Regions from separate parts of the Homo sapiens genome. Here region 2 is linked to region 1. A link is a contact called in ENCODE Hi-C or POLR2A ChIA-PET data. All regions are on one chromosome and are shown on one strand. Each heading gives the region's core, a stretch centred on a gene start or an enhancer-like site at or near the end of the contact. The rest is flanking DNA. Distances are from core to core; before and after follow the strand shown.

The links. A loop is a pair of places that touch in the nucleus more often than their neighbours do. ChIA-PET counts read pairs that join two places held with the same protein, here RNA polymerase II (POLR2A). Pooled maps may share reads with other maps.
Region 2: a pooled map shows a loop between it and region 1 (2.1-fold over the local background). The contact joins two enhancer-like sites. A Hi-C loop is called at or near these places in 1 of 168 maps with a recorded cell type or tissue (CD8-positive, alpha-beta T cell) and 1 of 50 pooled maps. POLR2A ChIA-PET finds 5 or more read pairs at or near these places in 2 of 52 experiments (CD8-positive, alpha-beta T cell and activated CD4-positive, alpha-beta T cell).

Annotation. Positions count from the first base shown.
Region 1 is chr4:38,384,838-38,389,399 of GRCh38, reverse strand. It overlaps LINC02513 (long intergenic non-protein coding RNA 2513), which reads right to left. Exons shown (of 2, transcript NR_149123.1): 2 at 3,641-4,023. Among named protein-coding and RNA genes, the nearest start is that of LINC02513, 20 kb to the right of the region's middle. RefSeq lists an enhancer at 3,618-3,912. Within about 2 kb of position 1,804, at least 9 of the 41 ENCODE cell types and tissues checked have a DNase peak (open chromatin) inside an H3K27ac peak, as active enhancers do.
Region 2 is chr4:38,488,375-38,492,936 of GRCh38, reverse strand. The region is part of intron 2 of LINC01258 (long intergenic non-protein coding RNA 1258); the gene reads left to right. Among named protein-coding and RNA genes, the nearest start is that of LINC01259, 19 kb to the left of the region's middle. Within about 2 kb of position 2,581, at least 9 of the 41 ENCODE cell types and tissues checked have a DNase peak (open chromatin) inside an H3K27ac peak, as active enhancers do.

The DNA of each region.
Region 1 (4,562 bases), core at 555-3,054:
GATAATGGTTTGTGAAGATTTTTAAAAAAAGAATATGCAAACTGCCTAGACCAGTGTTTGGTACATAATAGGTAATTCATAGAATTGAAAATGGGAAATGATGTCATGGAAATATGTCTGATATGGTTTGGCTGTATCCCCACCCAAATCTCATCTTGAATTCTCATGTGTTGTTGGAGGAGCCCAGTGGGAGGTAATTGAATCATGGGGGCAGGTCTTTCCCCTGGTGTTCTCCTGATAGTAAGTCTCACAAGAGCTGATAGTTATTATAAGAGGGAGTTTTCCTGCACAAGCTTTTTTTGCTTGCTGCCATCCATGTAAGATGTGACTAGCTCCTCCTTGCCTTCCACCATGATTGTAAGGCTTCCCCAGCCATGTGGAACTGTAAGTCCAATTAAACCTCTTTCTTTTGTAAATTGCCCAGTCTTGGGTATGTCTTTATCAGCAGCGTGAAAATGGACTAATACAATGTCAAACAATAAATTATTAAATTAGTTTAAATTAATCTATACATTGCGTATTGAGCTGACAGACATTTTTAAATCCCAGTGTTGATAGTGATGTAACAAAAAGGCACACAATATAAGTGAATGCAGAAAATCTGGTAAAACCTTTATGAACGGCATTTTATCTATAGGTCCGTAAAGCCTATAAAATGTGCATTCCCTTTAATCCAGCAATTCACAGCAATTTTAGGAATTTATCCTAAGGAAATAATCAGATAAAGATGCATCTACAAACATGTTCACACTATTACTGTTTACCATGGTTAAAAATGGAAAATAACAAATATTTGACAATAGGGAATGGCTAGATAAACCTTGGAACATCCATGCAATGATAAGTAGATGAATAATTGTTATAGAAAAATGGCCATAGCACATTGGTAAGTAAAATAATCAGTTACAAAACTATTTCTGGAGCGTTACTCCAAATTTTTGTAAAACAATAAAAAAGAGGAAAAATTGAAGGAATATATGTTGAAATATTGATTTTAGTTATTTCTGGATGGTAGGATTACAGATGCTATTTTCCCCCATTGTTATTATTTTTCCTGTATTTTCTAACTTTTTAAAATAATGAACTTTGTAAAGATAAGATTGTCCTTGGCTGTAAGTAACAAAAATTCAAACAATAGTGGTTCAGCAGCTCAACAATGCCAAGACCAATGTCTGAAATGTTTATGGCTTTTCCTTCATGGCCTTCATGTGGTCATTGTACCCACCAGTTATCACACATTCATTCAAAGAGAGAGGAAAGGAACAGGAAGGACTGTCTCAGGAAAACACAAACGAGAACGCCATCACAGATTTAACATTAACTGGCCAGATTTGTGTCACATGGCCATCCCCAGCTGGAAAGTGGAAGGAGGGATGGGGATGTGTGTGTTAGGAATTGGGGCTGAGTCAGCCACTTTGCAATGTCTGCTATAAAGAGGTATTGCTGGGAGGCTGAGGCAGGAGAATCACTTGAACCCGGGAGGTGGAGGTTGCAGTGAGCCGAGATCGTGCCACTGCACTCCAACTTGGGTGACAGAGTGAGACTTTGTCAAAAAAAAGAAAAAAAAAGGTATTGCTTTGATAATTTTAAAAATTAGAGTTATTAAAATGTTAAAACAAGTTATTTCTTTTTTTCTTTGACTACTTGAATGCTCTCCGTCCTCCAGCCACCCTTCCACCCACTTAGGCTGCAACAGCCAGCAATTTCACATTCACTGAGCCAAGAGAGTGAGGAAGAATGAAGAAACCTGAGAGGAGTCTGCACCCTTTTAGGTGGTAGGAGTGGAGAGAGGGCAGTGTGCCAAAGGACTGGAAATCAGCTTGCTTATTCAGTCAACTTCATCTAGATCTCTCTGGTCTGAGGTTCTGGCAGTGAAAGCTTATCAGCAGAGGGTTTTGCAACTTCAGTACTTCTGGCCCTGCTGTTATTTTTTAGTCTGTGCAGAACTGGCCCTGGTATTTCATTTGGCTGCTTTGGTTTCAGCAGGCCTTCCAAATAAATAATACACCCATGAGACCTACTGAGGGAATGGACTAGATTGTCTGGGTTCAGTTCTTGGCTGTGCAGGTACCTGTTATGGTCCTTGGACCAGTTACTTAAGCTCTCTGTGTTTCTGCTTCCTCAAATGTAAGATGGGAATAATAAATAATACTATATATTTCATAGGGTTGTTATAAAAGATTGGATGAGTCGGTATTTGCCAAGTGCTTAGAATATGCCTATCACATAGTAAGCATTATACAAGTATTTGTTTAAAAAATAAATAAATATGAGAAAGGCAGAAACAGCCATAAGCTCTCTGGGTCCCATTTGTTTGAGGTTACAACTTACTTGGCATAAAGCTGAGGCATCTAAAGCTACAAAGTGGGTCAAATTTTCTTTTGTTCCATGCTGGCTGAACCACGTGGTCCCAGAAGTAGGAAGGAAAGAGAAGGCTTAGGAAGCTAAGAGCCATGAAACACCTGCTGAGTGGCAGGACTTCCTCATGGCTTTCTGTGTAGCAACTCAGTTAAGTCTAATCAGGCAGGTGCTATCACTGCCCTCATTTTACAGATGGGGAAACTGAGGCTCAGAGAGGTGAAGTAACTTGGCCACAGTCACATGCTATGAGTGGTGAAGCTGAGGTTGAACCCCAGCAATGTGTGACTTTCAAGTGTGGATATTCCACATTAAGAATGATATTTACATGGGAGACTTCACTTTACGTGGTTTTAAAAGGTTAAAGTGTACATCAATCTCTAGTTTAAAGATACTGAGGGCGCTTTTATTTAACATGTCCTAGTAGCAAATTTTCCTGTAAAATGTTTAACTTCTCTCTGTTTAGTTTGGCAAGTTTGAATTTTTACATGTTGTGTTTTCTTACAGTATAGTGCATCTCTATTGTTCAAAAAAATAAATTTCAGGCCTGGAACTTAGTTAAATTCTGAGGTTTTGTGGGTTGTCCTTTAAAAAAATTTTTTTTACTTCTTTTCTTCCTTTCTTTCTTTGTTCCTGCCTGCCTCCCTGCCTTACTTTTTCCTTCCTTCCTTCTTTCCTTTCTTTTCTTCTTCCTATTCCTCCTCCTCCCCTCCCTCCCTTCCTTTCTCTCCCTCCCTCCCTCCCTTCTTTCCTTCCTTCCTTGCTTCCTTCCTTCCTTCCTTCCTTCTTTCCTTCCTTGCTTAAGTCAGGAATACATGATCTAAAGATCTCTCTGTGTCCTTCTAAAATAGCTGAAGCTCAAAGCCAGTAATTACTAGCAAAAAAATGACCATTTTTGTTGCCAATTCTGAGCACATTATCTTGAAGCTCAAAGCCTGGCCTAAAACAACTGAAATTATAAATAATTAACATCATGAATATCTCACAGGTCCAAATTCCTCCACGAGTAACCGCAGAATTCCTTTCTGTTCTCTGATCTGTCAATGCTACCTTTGCAAATGCCAGTTCCAAAGACATAGAAGCAAATATTGCTCAATGTTTTTATTAATGACTATGATCATGTTCAAGCAAATTGTGCATGTTCAAGGCACATTCCCTGTTCTCTCTCTTTAAGAAAAAAAATCACTAAGCCCCACCCTACCCCACCCTTAGCTTTGAAAGGTCTGAAGTCAGTGGTGCCTGAGATAGAGCCAAGATAAAACGAATTGAAAACAAAATGAGCTTTTTTTTTTTTTTTGAAACTTTTGTTTCCAGCTTATAGACACTCCCACCTCAAGTTGCAGAATCCTAGGGATCTGACCCAGTGTCACCTTCAGCCCCAATGGGGCCTTTAGGCCTGTCCTATGTAGGCTGAGGCCCCTCCCAGGTCAGTCCCTACCCCCATTGGAGGCGAATTAACTCTTTCAGGGGAAGACTTGTGCTGGCTTCCAACAACCCAATCTTCCTACTCTGGAGGCTAATCTTTTCCCCTTTTATGCTTTTGCCTTCATAATAGTCCTCATTCTTCTTCCAGAGGGTTAGAGGGTGAAAATAGCCAAGAAGCAGTTGCAAGAAGGCTCTGAAGTTCACATCTTGTGGGTAGGGCCGGCAGTAGGCAGGAGAGACCTGGGAGAGAGATTAGGTGAAACATTAGCCACAACCTTTTGGATTCAGTCCAGTGTCTTTCAATTATTTCTTGATGTGCTTTGGGTACTGGGCTTATTTGGCATGAGACAGGCATCCATTAGAAGATTTCACAATGATTTGCCATGTTACAGTTCTAAACATGCGAACTCATCACCAAAGAAAATTTATGTTTTTACCGCCTTTTCCTCCCACCTCTCCCTGGGGAGCTGCAGGAAAAAGCAATCCAAACGAATTAATCAAAATGACTAGGTTATGCTCTAAAAATAATAAACGTTGCCGTAGTCTGGATCTTTTTCAAGTTTGAGCTTATTTTGTGAGCTTGAATATCGATACGTCAAAGCGCATGTGCATGTATATATTTTTATTAGAGGGATGTGGACTATTGCATGAGGACAGGTAAGTTATTAAGATACACAAATGCAATTGCTCTCATAATACTAGACTGCATTTCAACTAAGTTAATTAAGCTACTTGGCCAATGAAGAGGCAAAGGGTAGGTGCCTTAATGATTCCTTAAC
Region 2 (4,562 bases), core at 1,332-3,831, 100 kb before region 1:
TTTCAGGACTTCAGACTTTGAAATGTATGTAGATTTTATGCCAAGAGGATTGAAAACCAGAAGCTGAGACTCATGGGTTGTGGATAAGAGGGCTGGCCAATCCATTTTGTGTATCATTCGCAAATCTTAAATTGGTCATTCTTAATGTCTAATAATGCTGCTGATCAAGATAACTTGGAGTCATTACAGTTAACTTATTTGTCAAATAAATGAATAAAAAAGAGTATACATTGCTGGAACTTTCCTTCAGCTCAGTCTCACCACAATTGAGTGAAATTTGGTAGAATGGGACTCAGATAGGAATGTTTTTGGAAAAAGCATCTCAGGTGATTCTCCTGCACACCCAGGTTTGAGATCCACAGCCCCCAAACATTTTAAATTTAAGTTATTTTTAATGAATTGATTGCCACTTCTGAACAGCCAGGACTATAAGTCTTTTATTTGTTATTTAAATTTTTTCTTTCTCTGTTGTCCCTATCAGCTGTCCTGTCTCTGGGAACTGTTTGTCCTCTCTCCTCCTCTCCTGTATTCTAGTTGGAAATGTCTAATGATGTTTATAATATCTAGGGAAGCAGCTAACCAAACTGTTAGAATTGTGGTTCATGATCCTTCTACCCATTTGGCTAGTGGCTTTTGGTTCTCTGAACTTCCTGTTTCAAGGTCGCCAGGTATTAAAATGTCTGTAGTTCTTAGGTCATGGGGACTGAGAACTGGGAGCCCAGAAACATGAATCATGGAGAAGAGAGCAGGCCAGTCCATTTGACACGCAGTGGCTTCACAATTCTTAAATTGTGGAGCTTGATCAGGAACCCCAGGGAGTGCACTAAGTACTGAAAAGCAGAGAAGAAGCCACGGAGAACATGGGAGGCCTGTGTTTTAATGCTACCTCCAACATTAGCTGTGTGACCTTGGACCAGTAGTTTACCTCTCTGGACCTCTGTTTCTTTTCTTGTAAAACTAGTTTAAAAATTATGAAATATTTCCAGCTGAAAAAATCATAGTGAATAATATAACAATTCTATTTGTACCTACCACTCACTCTAATATATCCTATTACTTTTCCATGATTGCTTCTTTATATGTTTGAAGATAATTTTGAAGCCTCTTCTGAACCCCCTCCCTAACTTTATTCTCTTTCCTTCACCCCTGGAAATAATCATTATCCTTTAATCATTTCTGGAGTTTATCATTCCCATGTACATTTTATGTTATATCTATACCTGTTTACAAACAATGTATAGCATCATTTTACTGGTTTTTACACTTGAAATGAGTGTTATGACTATTCACATTGTTCTTCAATTTACCTTTTAAAAATTTCCTATCATGTTTTTGAGGTTAATTCATGTTGATGCATGTGGCTCTGGTTTGTTCTGCATAATGTTCCATTAAATGAATAGACCATTTGATGTAGCCCATTCTTCTGTTGGTGAATCTGAGGTTGTTCAGCATAGAGAAATTTCAAGGTCCCCTCCAGTTTGAACTTTCTAGGATCTGGCATGAAAATATGATTTTTCTGAAGAAGTTTTGTATCAACACCTTTGGCCTTTCCCACTGTCTCCTGTGTCCACTTTTTCAAGGCGCACCTTGTGAGCATGTGGGAGATTACTGGAAGCCAGATCTTTGGCTGCTGGGGTCAACCCTGTGTTTGCTGAGCACAGAGAGGCCATTATCATGCAGTGGATCAAAAAGCACAGACTTTGGAATCAGTCAGACTTTGTTTTGCATCCTAACTTTGCCACCTGTGAGTTGTGTAATCTTGGGCAAACTATGTAACCTCTCGGAACTTGAATTTTCTCAACGGGAAAATTAGGAAAACAATTTCTACTGCATATTGTTGCCATGAGGATTAAAAAAGATAATGTATATAAAAGGATAATGTATATAAAGTACTTGGCAGCATGCATGCTACCTAGTAAGCGCTTGATAAAGTGATAGAACATATAGTGTGTGTGTGTGTTTGTGTGTGTGCATGTGTGAGAGAGAGAAAGGGAGAGAGAGAGAGAGGATAAGAGAATGCCAAGGCTCTGCCAGGACCAGTGGGCATCTTCCCAAGTTGTTTCCCACTTAAGATGCCTAGCATGTAGTTCATACTTAATAAATATCTCATTACAAAAATGAATAAGCAAGTATGTAAATATATAAATGAGACAATTGGAAAAGTGCATTGGCTGGTGGGATCAATGGAAGCTAGTCTATGAAATGACCACTGAGCAGTTTTTCAGTAGTTTCTATTAGTAGGTGGTGACTCAGAAAAGTTGAGAACATTTTTCCTGAAGATCAAATATTCTATTGTACAAATCAGTCACTTCTTTAAATTCCCTAAAACAATCCTGCTGAAGTTTTAGGCAAATGGTGGCCCCAGAAGCAGCCTACAGCTCAGATATGACCCAAACTTTCCTATTTGTCACTGTCAGAGCTCTCTGTCCTAATTATTCCATCCTGTCTGATCAGCGTTCATCCTCTAGACAGCCTGACTTCTTAAGTGAACGTCCACGTTTACACTAGAGCAGCAGGCACTTCCTGCTGGCTCCTTCCAGACAAGGAGCCTCTGTTCGCCTTGGGACTGGGGAGCAAACAGCCTCTGACTGTCCCAGCTGGTAAGCAACAAGCCCTGGTCCTGGGACAGGATATTTCACGTACATATTTTTGAGCAATAGATGGGAACCAAACCAATCGGTTATGAGATTGCCAGCCTTTTAGAAAGCAACACTCAGCAATAGCATTTACAGGCTAATGTTTAAGAAAATAAAACATGTCTATCTACCAGGGATTCCTTTTAAGTGGTAGAGAGTTTGCAAAGGTGTATCATTTCTAAAGGAAGTGCTTTTGACAGGAACTCATGCTGAATGATAGCAGAGTGTTGTTACGGTTGTGTTTTACTTTGGAGGCTGTGTTTATGTCCTGCTTCAAGCCTTTAGAAATACTGTCTATACATCTGAGAAACCAGTTTACTTGACTCCTATTAAAAAAAAGAAGGAAAAGAAAACTCAGGTTTCTGCTTGACTTAGAGGTTAGTAAATTGAGTGTGGCCAGTTTGTGGTCATCGGGTTTGCTTAGCTTAAATGGATTCAAATCCCTGCTTTGAATCCGCTTTGGCCTGTCTTGGGGGTCAGATTGGGGCCTTTTGTTCAGGGCCATCTTGAGTGGCAGGAGGGCCAGGGAGGTGGAGGAATGACAAGTATTATAGGATTGTAGGTTGCTTTTGTCTCACACTCTAAGCTTCCAGAGCCCAACTATTTTCTTCTGCTGAGGGGAAAGCTGGAGAGAGAGAGAGGACAGAGATTGGGAGAGAGAGAGAGAGAGAGAGAGAGAGAGAGATAGAGAGAGAGAGAGAACGCATAAGCAGGAACTAGCTCGGGGGGCAGGGAAGAGAGGAAAGGAGAACAGAGTAGAAGGAGGAGAGGTGGAAGGTAAGGGCGGGAGCAGCCCTAGGCCTGGCCGTCCCTTACTGCCCCCATCCCCCACCCTACTAACCCATCGCATCCTCGCTGACCCAGAGACAGAATATAAATGAAACACTTTGCCGGTGCAGGACACTAACTGGCAGTGGCCTGCTGGAGCTAAGGGCATTTTCTAAGCAACTCACTAATCAGAAGTGACTGAAGCTCTGAAGAGAATACAGCCCAGCCAGGGATCCACCCTCCATGCTAATGAAGAAGGCAGTGAGGTGGATAATTAAGGGCAGTGATGTGAATAATTCCAAACTGATAATTCAAAGGTAATGAAATGCATTAGGAGTTTGGGGGCAGCAGATTTTCCTTACCGGACAGGGCTGTTTTATGATAAAATGAGCTTGCCTTTTCTAAGCACATACCAGCTGACTCTGGGTGGAGCTGGACTGGGAAGGCTGGGGTTGCAGGGAGGAGCTGATGCAGGATTAGGAATTTATGCAGCCATTCAAGACAATGTTTAGGAAGCTTACATAACCACATAGGGGGACACGTGTGTTATGATTTTAAGTGAAAAAATAAAGAAGCATGCTAAGTGAATATTTTGGCTAGCTACTGCAATGTATAAAACAAACAAAACCAATAAACCAAAACTTTATATACGTGGAAGAAAGATCAGAAAGGACCCTATTACAGACTGAATATCCTTATCCAAATGCTTGGATTGGAACTGTTTTGGAGTTTGGATTTTTTCTTTTTTAAATTTTGGAATATTTGCATTATACTTACCCGCTGAGCATCACTGAAAAATCCAAAATCCAAAAAACTCAGAATGAGAATTTCCTTTGAGTGTCACATCAGTGCTTCAAAAGTTTCAGATTTTGGAGCATTTGCATTTTGGGTTTTTGAATTTTGGATGTTTAACCTGTATTAAAAAGTTTAATAGTAGTTATCTGGGTAGTGGAGGCCAGGCTAAGTGGCTCACGCCTGTAATCCTAGAACTTTGAGAGGCTGAGGCAGGCACATTGCCTGAGCTCAGGAGTTCAAGACCAGCCTCAGCAACATGGTGAAATTCCTTCTCTAAAAAAAAAAAAAAAAAAAAAAAGTGGTTATCTGGATAGTGGGACTATAGGTGATTTCTTTTATTCTTCTCTCTACTATTCTAAATTT